Regions from separate parts of the Homo sapiens genome. Here regions 1, 2, 3 and 5 are each linked to region 4. The links are chromatin contacts, found by Hi-C or POLR2A ChIA-PET in ENCODE. All regions are on one chromosome and are shown on one strand. Each heading gives the region's core, a stretch centred on a gene start or an enhancer-like site at or near the end of the contact. The rest is flanking DNA. Distances are from core to core; before and after follow the strand shown. Region 1 overlaps LINC01358 (long intergenic non-protein coding RNA 1358). Region 2 overlaps JUN-DT (JUN divergent transcript). Region 3 holds the start of LINC02777 (long intergenic non-protein coding RNA 2777). Region 4 overlaps FGGY (FGGY carbohydrate kinase domain containing). Region 5 overlaps JUN-DT (JUN divergent transcript).

The links. Hi-C counts contacts between places; a loop is a spot of excess contacts on that map. ChIA-PET counts read pairs that join two places held with the same protein, here RNA polymerase II (POLR2A). Pooled maps may share reads with other maps.
Region 1: a loop to region 4 is called in a map of mammary epithelial cell, with 2.8 times the contacts of the local background. The contact joins two enhancer-like sites. A Hi-C loop is called at or near these places in 2 of 168 maps with a recorded cell type or tissue (cardiac septum and mammary epithelial cell), 1 of 37 single-sample maps with no recorded cell type and 7 of 50 pooled maps.
Region 2: a loop to region 4 is called in a pooled map, with 4 times the contacts of the local background. The contact joins two enhancer-like sites. A Hi-C loop is called at or near these places in 5 of 50 pooled maps. POLR2A ChIA-PET finds 5 or more read pairs at or near these places in 2 of 52 experiments (AG04449 and activated T-cell).
Region 3: a map of heart right ventricle shows a loop between it and region 4 (2.3-fold over the local background). The contact joins the promoter of LINC02777 here to the enhancer-like site in region 4. A Hi-C loop is called at or near these places in 7 of 168 maps with a recorded cell type or tissue (IMR-90, Right ventricle myocardium inferior, dorsolateral prefrontal cortex and 3 more) and 18 of 50 pooled maps. POLR2A ChIA-PET finds 5 or more read pairs at or near these places in 2 of 52 experiments (AG04450 and activated T-cell).
Region 5: a loop to region 4 is called in a pooled map, with 2.4 times the contacts of the local background. The contact joins two enhancer-like sites. A Hi-C loop is called at or near these places in 1 of 168 maps with a recorded cell type or tissue (endothelial cell of umbilical vein) and 9 of 50 pooled maps. POLR2A ChIA-PET finds 5 or more read pairs at or near these places in 1 of 52 experiments (MCF 10A).

What each region holds. Positions count from the first base shown.
Region 1 is chr1:59,045,533-59,048,232 of GRCh38, reverse strand. The region is part of intron 2 of LINC01358 (long intergenic non-protein coding RNA 1358); the gene reads right to left. Among named protein-coding and RNA genes, the nearest start is that of LINC01358, 26 kb to the right of the region's middle. RefSeq lists enhancers at 1,604-1,673, 2,529-2,578. Within about 2 kb of position 1,377, at least 6 of the 41 ENCODE cell types and tissues checked have a DNase peak (open chromatin) inside an H3K27ac peak, as active enhancers do.
Region 2 is chr1:58,847,906-58,850,605 of GRCh38, reverse strand. The region is part of intron 1 of JUN-DT (JUN divergent transcript); the gene reads right to left. Among named protein-coding and RNA genes, the nearest start is that of LINC02777, 55 kb to the left of the region's middle. Within about 2 kb of position 1,350, at least 20 of the 41 ENCODE cell types and tissues checked have a DNase peak (open chromatin) inside an H3K27ac peak, as active enhancers do.
Region 3 is chr1:58,902,830-58,905,529 of GRCh38, reverse strand. It overlaps LINC02777 (long intergenic non-protein coding RNA 2777), which reads left to right and starts at 1,392. Exons shown (of 5, transcript NR_183656.1): 1 at 1,392-1,962. RefSeq lists silencers at 1,299-1,548, 1,609-1,998.
Region 4 is chr1:59,758,325-59,761,024 of GRCh38, reverse strand. The region is part of intron 15 of FGGY (FGGY carbohydrate kinase domain containing); the gene reads right to left. Among named protein-coding and RNA genes, the nearest start is that of MIR4711, 26 kb to the right of the region's middle. Within about 2 kb of position 1,429, at least 15 of the 41 ENCODE cell types and tissues checked have a DNase peak (open chromatin) inside an H3K27ac peak, as active enhancers do; they include dorsolateral prefrontal cortex and heart right ventricle, where a contact is called at or near this core.
Region 5 is chr1:58,804,913-58,807,612 of GRCh38, reverse strand. The region is part of intron 1 of JUN-DT (JUN divergent transcript); the gene reads right to left. Among named protein-coding and RNA genes, the nearest start is that of JUN-DT, 21 kb to the right of the region's middle. RefSeq lists a silencer at 2,422-2,700. Within about 2 kb of position 1,397, at least 7 of the 41 ENCODE cell types and tissues checked have a DNase peak (open chromatin) inside an H3K27ac peak, as active enhancers do.

The DNA of each region.
Region 1 (2,700 bases), core at 128-2,627, 710 kb after region 4:
GAGGTTGATCTATGGGGATTGAATTGGTGGGTTCTTGAACCTTCTGTTTCTAGTTGGGTTTGGCCAACAGGGAGCCACAGGAGACCAGAGGGAGGGAAAAGAGGAAGGGAGAGAGTATGATATTCCTTTGATACACTGTTTGCAACGTCACTGAACTGGCCATGTTCCTCACTGCTCCTCCTGAGGAAAGCAACTCTGCAGGACAGTTCAGCAGCTATTAAGAGTTGTGAGAACAGTTCAGGAGCTATTAAGTGCCTACTCTCTCTTTTGTGATTCTTCTATATCTGCACCTTTGCATATAATCCCTCCTTGAAATCTGCTATTTCCTGGGAGCTGTCAGACTGTTGGGACCCTGATTGGTACACAGTGTGACCCAGCACAAACCTCAGGGAGCTCTCTGAAGGCACATCTGCTATAGATCCTGTTACATTACCTGCTGCTGGTTTGCTTCCCTGACTTCCCCACCAGACTGTTTCATCTCACCTTGTCTTGTAGATATGCAAGAGGCCTACCCACATTTAGTGAGCAGCTGTTATGTGCTGGGCCGTGGCCTAAGCACCGAAGATTCAGAGATTGATAAATGATAATTCCTGACCTTGCAGATCCCTGACTCTAGTACAGGAGCTGAGACTTGAGCCCCATTTAACACTGTGGCTCTCAAATCCCAGATCCACCACTGACTAGCTGTGTGATCTGGGCAAGTCATCTCTCTGAGCCTCAGTTTCCTCATCTGTAAATGGAAATCAGGGCAGCTACCTCGGAGGATGATTGTGAGGATTAAAGTAGTTAGCATAGTGCCTGGCATACACTAGGTACTCAATAAGTGCCCATTATTATTTTTATCGTAGCAGGTGCTTAGTGTATATTAAATGAATAACTGAATGTATTATCTCATTTGGTCTCCATAGCAACCTGTTCTCTACCCTTCCCCACTATATACAATCCAAGTAGACGTGGAAGGAATTTCTTTCCCCATTTCACAGATGAGGAAATTGGGAATGAATGAATGAATATCTAACCCACCAGCCTGCTCTGCCTCCCACCTTTTCCCAGAGGCCACAGTGAGGCTGTTTGTCCAGGGAACTGTGAGCCCTGGGCCCTAGAGGAGTCATCCTGGCTTTCTGTCTTGACTTTCTGGCTCCAGAGGACTTGTGCCAGTAGCTCACCACAATTTGCTCTGTGCCTAACACAGGCTGGGGTTCAGGTGCTCCTGAAGTTTGTAAACACTGGGGTCTGCCAGGCGCTTCCCCCAAAGCCCCAGCTTCCCAGAACCGGTGGCCCCAGTTCCTGTTCAGCTGCTGCTCTTTCTGTAACTCCTTTGCAAGTACCACTGCCCCTTCTGGTAAGTGCAGGGGCCAGGAGGCAGATTCTACTTTCACATTCACTACCACACCCACAGGAGGGAGATTTCTTAAAGTGGAGGGGAACTTTTCTTTTGCTGTAGGCCCAACCTCAAGCCTCCTCCTTAACACCTCAGTTTTTTCAGGGGATACTTAGTTTCCCACTGAAGCTCAGGAAGGGTAAGTCCCCACAACATCAAAACTTGAATCTGCTCCAGAAACATGGGAGTCCCTGATCCCTGCAGAGACCCTGCCCTCCGCTTGGCACGTTTGATGTATATCCTCGTGTACTCCCTCCAATGCCCCTGCACGGTGGGCATAGCTTCTGAATGGCAGTAGCAGGACTGAGGCTCAGGGCAATGGAATGCCTAGTATTGGAATGTTCGAATAAGAAAAACTACACCTTCAAACTTTAGAAGCAGAGTTGGAAATCACTGCAAAACAAAAGTCCCTAAACAGAATGAGTCTTTGCTGTTTCTGTACCATATGCACAGCCCTGCTACTTTGCTTTCTATGAACTGCATGTCTATTTGTGTCCATATCTGTCTCCCCTAGTTGACTATACCTCCTCAAGGATGGAGAAGATGACTCACCCATATTCCTCTCCCCATCCCAGCACATGGCCTGAGGCAAGAAGGGATGGTTGACCTCAGAAGCTGAAAGCAGACCATCGTGCCTGGTGGTAGGGGGTCAGCATAGGAGAGATGCAGGGCCAGGTCACACAGGGTCCTGTAGGTCATGGTGAGGGATCAGGATTTAATTATAGGTGCAAATGGAAGCCACTGAAGGCTCTTGAGGAGGGCCCTTCCTTCCATGTTGTAGAAAGATAATTCTGGCTCTAGGATGAAGAATAGATTGGAAGGTGACAGAGGAGGAAGCAGGAAGCCCAGTTAGGAGCTATCACAACAGAACAGACAAGAGCCAGGGACGTTTTTTCAGGACTATGGTTCCCAGGCTTCAGCGGGCATCAGGATCACCTGCAGGGCTTGTTAAAGCACAGCTCACTGGCCCCAACCTCAGAGTTTCTGATTCAGTAGGTCTGGGGTGAGGTCTGAGTGTTGAGTTTCTATGAAGGTGAGATGCTGCAGTCCCCAAGAACCACTGCTTGAGAAAAGGAGAGGAAGAAAGCGATAATGTGTGGTCTTGTTCTCAAAGAGCTTTCATCTCTGTGAGCACTACATGAACAGTGCAATTCTAGAGAGCCAGATGGATGTCGATTGTGGGATCCCACGGAAGAACATCTCCCCAGCATGGGTGTGGAGGAGAGGGTCAGAGGAAGTGTATTAGTTCATTCTCACATTGCTATAAAGAAATACTTGAGACTGGGTAATTTATAAAGAAAATGGGTTTAATTGGCTCA
Region 2 (2,700 bases), core at 101-2,600, 910 kb after region 4:
CATAAAATGGTTTGGCTCCCAAGCTCTGCTAACATAGCAGTTGTGTGACCTTATGCAAGTCACTTAAATTCTCCAAGCTTGGGCTTTCTCTATTGTAAATAGGAAGCAAAGTCCAGACTTCACAAATGGTGGTGAGAATCAAATAGAATGAGACCCTATTTGAACAAACCTTGTAAATTGCAATGTCAAGTTCATGTGAGAGATGGAAATGGCTCCAGGAAGCTATCTGTGCCTGGACAGGGATACCAGCAATGGTTAAAGAGGCCAAGTGCCCACCTTCAAACTCCTGCTCTGCCTATTATAAGTTGTGTGTTTCTGGGCAGATAACTAAGCCACTCTATGCCCATTTACTTATTTCCAAAATGGGATATTGCTAACAATAATGGTATCTACATCACACAGTGGTAATGAGGATTAAATAAGTAAATATTTATAAAGTAGTTAGGATAGTGTTGGTGTTTGTTCTGAAGGAGAGAACACGAGAAGAAGGAAGGAAGGAAGGAAGAGGGAGAGGAAGAAGGGATGGAGGAAATAAACATCCCACTAGAGATCTCCTGTGCTGGAAATTCACCATTTAGTCCTTGGTATTAAGTATTATCTTTTCTAAGAGTCCTTTTTGAAAATGCAAATGTTCATAAAAGGCATGGCATAGCAATTCAAATTTAATGTGCATTTATTGAGCAAGTACTGTATGCAAGGCATTGTGTTGTGTCATATAATCCTCTGACCCCTTCGAGACTGGGAGTGGGGAAGGTGACACATGGAATCAAGAGGAAAAGGGGAGACAGAGGGAGAGAAAGAGACAGAAGGGCCATTTCCCCTACAGTGGATTTGGCATTGAAAGGACTTGGGTCCATATGTCGGCTCTGCCAGTCACCAACTCCATGATCTTGGACAAGCATTCACCACCTCAAGTTTTACCTTTTAAAAAATCAGGATAATGACAATTAGGTTGCTGTGGTGACAAAATGAGATCATGTGTGTACACATCTAATTTTTCTCCTCCCTACTCCCCATTTTTGTGACATGCCTCCTGTGACTTCTATGCACTGGATGGAAAGGAATTGCTAATGGCTGCAGCTAGAGGACTAAAGTCAGAACTCTGTGAAGAGGACATCAGTTTGCCACTTTCTCTGTTCAGTAAAAAGGCAATTTTTGTGGAGACCATGCTCCACTAACTCATAGGAAAGCATTTTCTCCCTGTGACATCTCCAGTCGATTTCAGCCGGCAGTAACCAAGTGACTAACTCTTCCTCCAGGGGCAAAGAGCCAGACCTGGTGTTTGACTTCTCCCTAGCCTCCCAAGTGCAGAGATGATTCCTACCGGATACTGGTCCTTGGAGGAAATGGGAGAGAAATTCAGCTTTGGCTTTAGCAATTCAACTGATAAAGGAGGCAGGGAAAAAGCTAAGTGAGACAGAGAGACTACAAAGCCCTCTTCCTGGATCCTGGCAGATGCCAAAGGAAGAATCTGCGAGTGAGTAATTCTGCAGCCTGGAGCCCAAAGGCTGCAGCCAGAGGTCTGTGCCAAGAAGGCAGCGGGTGCAGGAGAGGTGGGCGGCTCCTGGGCTGGCCTTAACCGGATGGGGGACAGCTCAGTGTGAGTCAGAGGCTGAGCCTCTGCTCCAAGGGCCTCCTGCAGGCCACATCCATTCAGATAGGCCTCCCACGAAGGAAGCTTTCCCCTGCATAGACTCAGGTGGCCTTTATTGTGATAGTGTGTCATCAGTAGGCATTGCATGCAGATGATAGAAAATTCCTGCGGTCCAAGCACAAGTCTGCACAAAAACAGAACAGATAGTCAAGGACGCAGGTATCAGGTCTGTGCCCAGGTTGTGGGCTGCCGAACTCCCATGCTGAAAATGACAACAGCTATCATTTATTGAGAGCTCACCTGGTCCCATCACTGTGCAAAGTGCAAGCCAGCTCCAAAGCCCTTATGTGCAACTACTAAACATTTTGGTCTCCAGAGTGTACAGTAGAGCTAGGAGAATATTAGGTAAGCCAGTTCTCTAACTACCTCAGTTTCCCCATTGCAAAATGGGGATGATATTTGCCTACATTATGGGTTACTTTGAGAACTGCAGCACAGCAATTCAAAATCCAGGCTTTTGAGTCAAAAAGATCTGGGTTCGAGTCCCAGCTCTGCCTCTGATTTGCTGTGTGAGCTTGAGCAAATGTCTTATCCTCTGTGAGCTTCAATTTCCTCATGTTTTGTGGATCGTAAGAGAACCAACCTCAAGGGTTATGACAAAAATTAAATGAGATAACATATGAACCTGCTTCCTCATCTGTAAACCAGAGAAAATAATACACATTTTTCTCATTGTTGTGAAGAGTAAATAACATTTTAAGATGGTTTATTAATATATTTCATATTCAGTAGGTTCATGGTTATTATTATCATTATTACCATTTCCATCAAATAAGCCATTATATAAAAAGTTATTGATAAATTTTAAGAGGCTGTTTTTGATCAAAAATATATTGTTTACTATATTTAAACAAGGCTCTAAATGTGGTAATTAGTATTTTTATTATAACTGCCATTTTCCTCATATACTACAATCTCAGTATGGGGCAAGGGAGCAAAAAACTCACTTGATCTCTCTGAGTTCCTTTTCAGGAGAAATTTAGGTTACATTAGGATTTTCAACCTCAGACCTGTGGACCCAAAAGGGTCTGGGAAAGTAGTAAAGG
Region 3 (2,700 bases), core at 143-2,642, 860 kb after region 4:
GCCAGGATGAGAACCTAGGTCTCTGATACCTACTCCTGCTCTTAACTCTGCAACATGCTTTCTATCTCACTATCTTAGTAAGCAACATTCAAGACCTTCACGATTCCGTCTTCATTCAGTGAACATCTGATTACTTAGAGGTTCAAATTGCTTTCTATATCTTAACTCATTCAATCCTTATAGCAACCCCACAAGGCTGATCTTATTGTCAATCTCCATGTTGTAGATAAGGACAGTGAGGCTGAAAGGGGTTAAGTCACTTGGTTAAGGCTCACAACCAGTAGGTAGTAAAGCCAAGATCTGAAACTGGACAGTTGGGCTCCTAAGCCTGTGCCCTTAACCACAACACCATATTGACCCTTCAAGAGTGAAAAAGTATGTGGCGTCTGCCTTAGACAGGCATACTCCCCAGGTGGGAGACACAACCTGCAATAAGTGTGTGCAACCTCATACTATGGGCACCAAGAGAAGAAAGGAAGGAAGGATTAATTTTACAGGGGGAGGAGGGAGAGAATCAGGAAAGCTGCCTGGAGGAGGTGAGCTTTATCCAGTTTCCAGAGCTGACTCACTTTCCTCCAGGTTTCTCTGCAGATGGACGAGTCTTTGCTGAGGCAGGCAGGTAGAAAGGGACTGGAGCTTAAGGGATGCAGTCAAGGAAGTCAGTGAGAGAGGGAGGGCAGGACATTAGGCTTGAAGTGTGTGAGGTGGGCAAGTTAATGAACCTCCAAGAGCCTCAACTTTCTCATCTGCAGAATGGGGATGATAACACCCACCTTCTGAAGCTGTTTGAATATTAAATGAGATAACGTGTATATACTTCCCGACCCAGTATTATTCCTCTTTATTTACCTTTCATAAAACTATTTCACTCACTAAAAATAAATTTAATTGAGCATATTTTTGACACAGTAGCATTAATAATCTTGAGTGTCATTATCAGTCATTCATAATAACAATATAATGAATAATAATGTTAATTGCCATTGACAGCACTAAGTGCTTAAAATGTATGATCCGTATTTATCCAATCTAATCCTCAGAATGTATCTTAAAGATAGGTAAGGCGTCATTATCCCCATTTTACAGATGAGGATAATGAGGCTGAGAGAGATGGAGAAAGATATACAAAGGTCACCCAGCGAGGAAGCGGCAGGATGGGTATTCAGACCCAGGTCTGTTGGTCCCAGAAAAATGTCCCCCCACACAGAGGATGTCCCGTGTTTGCAGTTCATGTTGGTCTTGGCCACGTCCCTCCGCTCTTTCTCAGAAGGAAAACAAACATTCTAAGAGGTCTGCTAGGCCGAGGGAACGCGAACGCCAAAGAGAGGGAGGGAAGGGGCTGGCCGAGGCCGGAGGATGGGCCCAGACTGGGAGGGTGGAGCCGGCTCCTCGCCCCGAGCCCGACAGCCGCATAAAGCCTGCTGCTTTCACTGGCCCGGTGGGGGCCAGCAGGGTCAGGGCCCGCGGAAACCCTCAGCCTGGCGGGCCGGGAGGCCGCGGTGCTGCACTGGCTCGGCGCGCTCCCCGAGTGGCGCTCAGGCGGGGCGCGTTCATTTCATCTACAGACTGTCGGGAAGGCTTCCCGAACTCCTCCTCCCTGCCCGCCTTTGCGCAGGGCCGGACTCTTCGGAAACTGAAATCACGGGCCGCCCGGCCCCCACCAGTCCTCGTGGGATCCGGCCCGGGTTAACCTTCTATGGGGAGGCCCAGGAGGGCCGGGCGGAGCGCCGGGGCGGGCGTGCGCTGACGTGGCGAGCGGCTCCCTCCACCCGCTCCTCCCGCGGGCACTGCCGAGGCCCATGGGCGGGAAGCCGGGCGGCGGGCGGGACGTGGCCTCGGTCCCGGCCCTGCCCCGCCCCGCCGCCACTGAGACTCCCAGCGCCACCAACGTCGGAGTTGCAGTTTCTTTAGCTGTCATATGCAGACAAGTACTACCCACCTCGCCTTTGGAGTGAGCAGCATGTATGTACGGTACCTGACACCTAAGAAATGCTCAATGTATGGTCCCTACATGGTGTCACTGTGATTGTTGTCGTTGTGGTTACGCTGGGTTGGGCAGCTCGCCTTGTGAAATAATGAGCTCCCATTGCTGAGACCGTTCAGGCACAAGTTGAATGAGTTCGGGGGACAAAAAGAAATACGTTAGAACAGGAAGTCCCCCAAATTTGGCATCCCTCAATACCGATCTGGTGACTTCAGAATCACCTGGGAAGCTCAAACAGCACCTCAGACCAGGGATCGAAATCCCGGAAGGCAAGCTCGTCTAAAAGTACAGCTTCATGTGTAAACCACTGATCTAGGCCAATAGTCCCTGCACTTTTCATCTTCAAAGACCCTTCTGTGATTCCCTCCTGCCCCACTGACTGCACAGTGTAAAGTATGTTGTTGACCAAACTAGATTTAACTCACAATTAATTTACTCTCTAACTAAATTATTAATCAAAGCCCCAGAGTTCATTAAACAATTATTGAATACCTACTGTGTGCCAGGCACTGTGCTGGACACTGGTGGTCTGGCGGATAGACAAGGACTCTGTCCTCATGGACTTACCAGTCTGGGGAGGGAAAGCAGAAAATGAACAAGAATTCAAATACTGACACTGAAGCCAAGAGAATCCAGCTGAGCTGAAGGCACCCAATATTCCTACAATGAGCAGATATGGGTGTATCAAAAGCAAAAGCAAATAGAAGCCTGGCACG
Region 4 (2,700 bases), core at 180-2,679:
TAGATAATTAATATTTTAATATCATCAATATAGCTATATGTAGGTACTACTAAGACCTACTCTATGAGCATCCAAATTTATTAGTTGTAGAATTATTTTAGGAACAATTTGCTCCTACTAATGATGCTCTGTGACAATATAACGGTAAGGAATTCTTTCACTACATGAGATAGATTTCTTGACTTTAGAATCTCAAAATATCTAGAAGGGAGCTAAGGTGAGCACCCCTTCACACACACTTGATTTACAATGTTAATACTGACAACTTTGCCACAACTTTGTGCACTGGCCTTATTCTTTACATAGGTGGAATCATGCAGTATTTGTCTTTTTGTGGTTATCTTATTTCACTTAGAATAATATCCTCAAGGTTCACTGATGTGTGGCATGTCAGAAATTGCTTCTTTCTAAGGCTGAATAATACTCCATTGTATGCACATATCATTCTTCATTTATATGTTCATCTACTAATGAACACTTAGGTTGCTCTCATGATTTTCGCTATCATGAATAATGTTGCTGTGAACATGAATGTAGAAATATCTCTTCCATACCCTACTTTCAGTTCTTTTGGGTATATACTCAGAAATACAATTCCTGAATCACATGTTAATTCTATTCTTAATTTCTTGAAGAATGGCCATAGTGTTTTCTGCAGCAGCGATACTATGTTACATTCTCACCAACTATGCACAGAGCTTCCAATTTCTCCACATCCTTGCCAACATTTGTTGTTTTCTGTTTTAAAATAGTAGCATCCTAATGTGTGAGGTGGTACCTCACGGTAGTTTTGATTTTCCTAATAGTGCTGTTGAATACCCTATCACGTGCTTACTGGTCATTTATAAATCTTCTTTGGGGAAATATTCATTCAAGTCCTTTGCCCACTTTTGAATTGGGTTGTTTTTGCTTTTTTGTTGTTGTTGAGTTTTAGGAGTTCTTTATACATTTATATATTCTGGATATCAATCCCTTACTGGATGTATGATAAGCAAATGTTTTCTCCCATTCTGTGAGTTGCCTTTTTACTCTGTTGATAGTGTCTTTCAATGCACCAAATTTCTCAAAGCACATTTAAGTGACTCTTCCAGAGCCACATATAAATTTGGACTGAACATAATAATGCAATTTGGGGTCATCCTAAACATTTATTATTAAACTATAGTCACTAAATTACACTCTCCGTGACTGTGAATTTTAAAATCAGCTGAATCCCCTCTCTTCAAAATGTGCCTCAACTCAGTCCCTGCTTCTGTGTGGCAGAGGCCTAAGTAAATGTCGTCCCACATCGTTAACAGTGTGATCTATTAGGCAATGAGATGAGGTTGGCTCAGAAGGAAACTGGCTTCTCCTGTCTCCTTGCAAATCTCTGGGTTGCCTGCAGATGGTGCTAAAGCACCGTGTGTGCCGCCTCCTTCGCAGAGAACAGCTGCCAGCTGCCAGCTCCCAGCAAGCAGCGGAGGACTCTCTGAACACGTGGGGTTTACGGAAAAAACTTAAAAACTTCCCTGAAAAGTCTTGGGAGGGTCAGGGAAGAGATGGAGAAAGACAATCTTTCTAATTTCACAAAAAGAGGGATGCTCCAGCTGCCTCCAGGGAACAGAAACAGGGACAGCAGCCCATAGCTCCTACTGCCAGTGGGAACTCAGATCTCTCCACCTTCCTGCATGGAGCTCCCCTACGCAATGCCTGTACCTTCCACCCTGGCCTTTAGAGAAGGGTTTATATTCGGAGGGTTAGCAGCCTGACTCTATGTGGAGTTAAAGGAAATGAAAAGAAAGTGGATTGCTTTTCCATGAACATTTCCAATTCTGTTAAATACTGATCCTGCTTCAGTGGGATCTGCACATTTGCCTGTTCATCATGTTAAGTGGAATTTGCTTTTAGGTCTTAACCTCGAATACTTCCCTAAAATTATAAAAGCACTTCCACAACAGCCCCTTCATCTTCAAAATCACTACCAGCAAATTAATAGAGGTCTTTTACATCTCTAGCCTGGATTCTTGAAAAAGCCTTTTATCTGGACCCTCTATTTCTACCCTGAGCCCCCTGTACTGGATCCTTTAAGAGGGATTTTTCTGATCTGCATCTGACCAGATCTCACCACTGCTTAGAATTCAGCATCTCTGTTCTGCCTATAGGATGAGGTTGGAGGTCTTCAGCATGGCCTCCAAGGTATTTATGAGCTGACCTCCCCCTACCCAATTCTATCCTTCCCTAGTCCCACTTCCTGCCATTCCCCATCTCATACTTTGTGTTTCTGGATTATGAGTTGTTTATAGTAACCTGAATGTACTATGCTGCTCCCACTTTTATAACTGTACATGTTATTCCTTCTACTATGAATGTTCTTTCTTGCCTTGGCCTGTCTACCAATTTCTTACAAGAGCTTAAAGTTAGCTTGGACATAACCTCCTCCCAAAAGCATTCTCTCATCTCTACAGGCTCCCATCTCTTTCTTCCTTGGGCAACTTTGTCACCTGGCAATACTTCAATTGTGGAACTTATCCCGTTGTTCTAAAATAATCTTATGTGCCTAAATTAAATTGTGTTTTATTCCCCTGTAACACCTGCCTGGAGCCCAGCATAATGCCTTGAATATAGCAGGAATTCAGTAAACTAATATTTTGTTGAATTGGGATTAAAATACTGACCAATGTCATTTTTTAGCCTTTGATGCCAAGTGATACAAAGAGTAAA
Region 5 (2,700 bases), core at 148-2,647, 950 kb after region 4:
TGGTTTTCAGCATCCCATTCAATCTGATCCCTTGTGCACCTCTCCAGCCCCCTACATAGTGCAGAACCTATACAGGCCAGCCTGTCTTTCCTCCATTCCTTCTTCCTAGAACCATTCCCGCTTGGGCCTGGCCAGCTCCTACTCCCTCAACCTTTAGGCCTTGGAAGGGATAATACTTCCTGCAGAAAGCCCTCTCTGAACACCAGCCCCGAGGTTGTAACTCAGACCTGCTAATGCCCATCGCATCAGGGGTCTACTTCTACCACAGCTCCTACCATGCTCAACAATAAATGTCCATTTCTCTGTTCATTGAAGCAGTCTGTGAACTCCTTGAAGGCAGAGACTGTGCTTCCTCATTTCTATCTCCAGCACCCAGCATAGCAGGGGCTCAGTGAATATTTCTGGATCAAAAAATTAATGGATCAACCCCCTACTAACCACCTTCAAATAAGATTTGTCTTACAAACTCTACTTGAAACTTTTTTTGTTCATCTGTGTGTGCTCTTCCTTTCCCTAATCTGAAATTCCTGGAGGCCACTGTAGCTGGGTTAAATTGGGACCCCAAAAAAGATGTCAAAACCCTAAACCCCAAACCCCAACACTTATGAATGTGAACTTATTTAGAAATAGGGTCCTTGCAGATGTAATTAAGTTAAGGATCTCAAGATGAAAACATTTTGAATTTAGGGTAGACCCTAAATCCAATGATTGGTTTCCTTATTAGAGAAAGGTGAGGGAGATTTGAGACACAGAGACACACAGTAGGGAAGATCATGTGAAGACAGAGGCGCGGAACGGAGCTGTGCTTCCACAAGCCAAGCAACACCAGGAGTCGCCAGAAGCTGCAAAAGGCAGAGAGTGGATTCTTCCTTAGGGCCCTTGGAGGGAGCGTGGCCCTGCCAACATTTTGATTTCAAATGCTTTGCCCTCTAGAACTGTGAGCGAATACATTTCTGTGGCTTTAAGCTACAAAGCTTGTGGTCATTTGTTACAGCAGCCACAGGGCACCAATAGCAGCAGTAACTATGCCTCTCGCTGGCTTGATGCTCCACCCACCCCTGAATCTTCCACCTTGCTGTACGCATAGTAGGGCCTCCATAAAAGCCCTTGTGAGAGACTGATTAGGAAAGGCCTTGTCATGAGCCATCCTCTGTTTTCAGCTGGGTTGCCTATCCTAATGGTTAACCAAAGCCAAAGAAAGTTCATGAAGACAGCACAGTCAGGTGCATCAGTTAGCATGGCCGGTGACTAGCATCTATTGAGTGCTCACCCTGGGCTAGACATTCTACCCATGCTGTCTCACTTAGGCATCTTTCATTCAACACGTTATTGAGCACCTGTTTTCAAGTAGGTCTATTCTACAAAAGAGGAAACTGAAGCTCAGGGAGGTGGGGTAACATGCTTGAGATCTCACAGTAAACAAGTGGTGGTGTCAGGACTGGAACTTTGGACTCCGGATGTTATTTTTCACTTTTCTAAGCTACCACGGTTTACGACATGAACAGAATTAAGACAGAGAACATGAAGGGAAGGGAGAAAAAGGGTGGAGAAGAGTGATTCAGTGCTGGCAGACATTGTGCTTTTGTTTTCATAGTCTGGGAGCAATTAGGTAGCACACCTGTGACTTTCAATTTGTTGTGGTGGGGCTAAATTTAAACCTTGAGTCATCTTTATCCGTAATCGATATGTATCTATATGAGCAAAATTAATCATATTGTAAAGCTGCCATGGGAATTCTAGACAACATCACAACTATGGTACAAACCACAAGCATGAAAGCCAGGCACGCCATTGCTGCAGACGAAACAGCGTTGGTCCCAAAGGTATGTGTGTGAAGGGCCCCTGAGCAGCCACCTAATTCTCCTCATCACCCTGGTCTGGTTAAGATAAAAGTTGATCAGTGACCCATTCAGGCCCCAAATCACCTGGAGCGTCAGTGCAGGCTCTTCCGTGCCATTTCATAAAGGGGACACACACATTCACAAAATCCAGCAAATATTTATTGAGCACTTACTGTGCTCCAGGTTCTGGGGACACAGCAGAAAACAAAACCAAGTCTGCTCTTATAGAGGTCACGTGCTGCTCAGGGGAGAGAGAAAATAAATAAGTAAATGAATAAGTGTCTAATATGCCACTGATAAGAGAAAAGAGGAAAACTAAAACGGAGGACTGGGAGTGCTTGGGTTTTTTTTTTTAATATTAAGTCATCAGGGAAGGCCTTTCTGATATGGTGCCATGTGGGCAGAGGCCTAAGGAAGTGAGAGGATGAAGCCTACAGATATCTGGAGGAAGAGAGAACTATATATGTGTGTGTGTGTATGTGTGTGTGTATATATGTGTGTGTATGTGTGTGTTTTTGTGTGTGTGTGTGTGTGTGTGTATATATATATATACACACAGACAGATGTATATATTTATAAAAGACCCAAAGCAAGAATGTGCTTGAATGTTCCAGTAACAGCCAGAAGGCCTTTGAGGCTGGAGCAGACTGAGCTAAGAGGGAGGTCAGGGAGTGCCAGAAGACAGGTCACACAGAGCCTTGCAGGCCATGGTGATGAGAAGCCACCGGAGGGAGTGGCACAGAGGAGCAGCAAGGTCTGGTTCAGGTTACAGAAGGACTGCCCTGCATGGAGAATGAAACAACAGGGACAGATAGAGGCAAGGAGACAAGTTAGAAAGCTGCTGCCACAATCCAGGAGA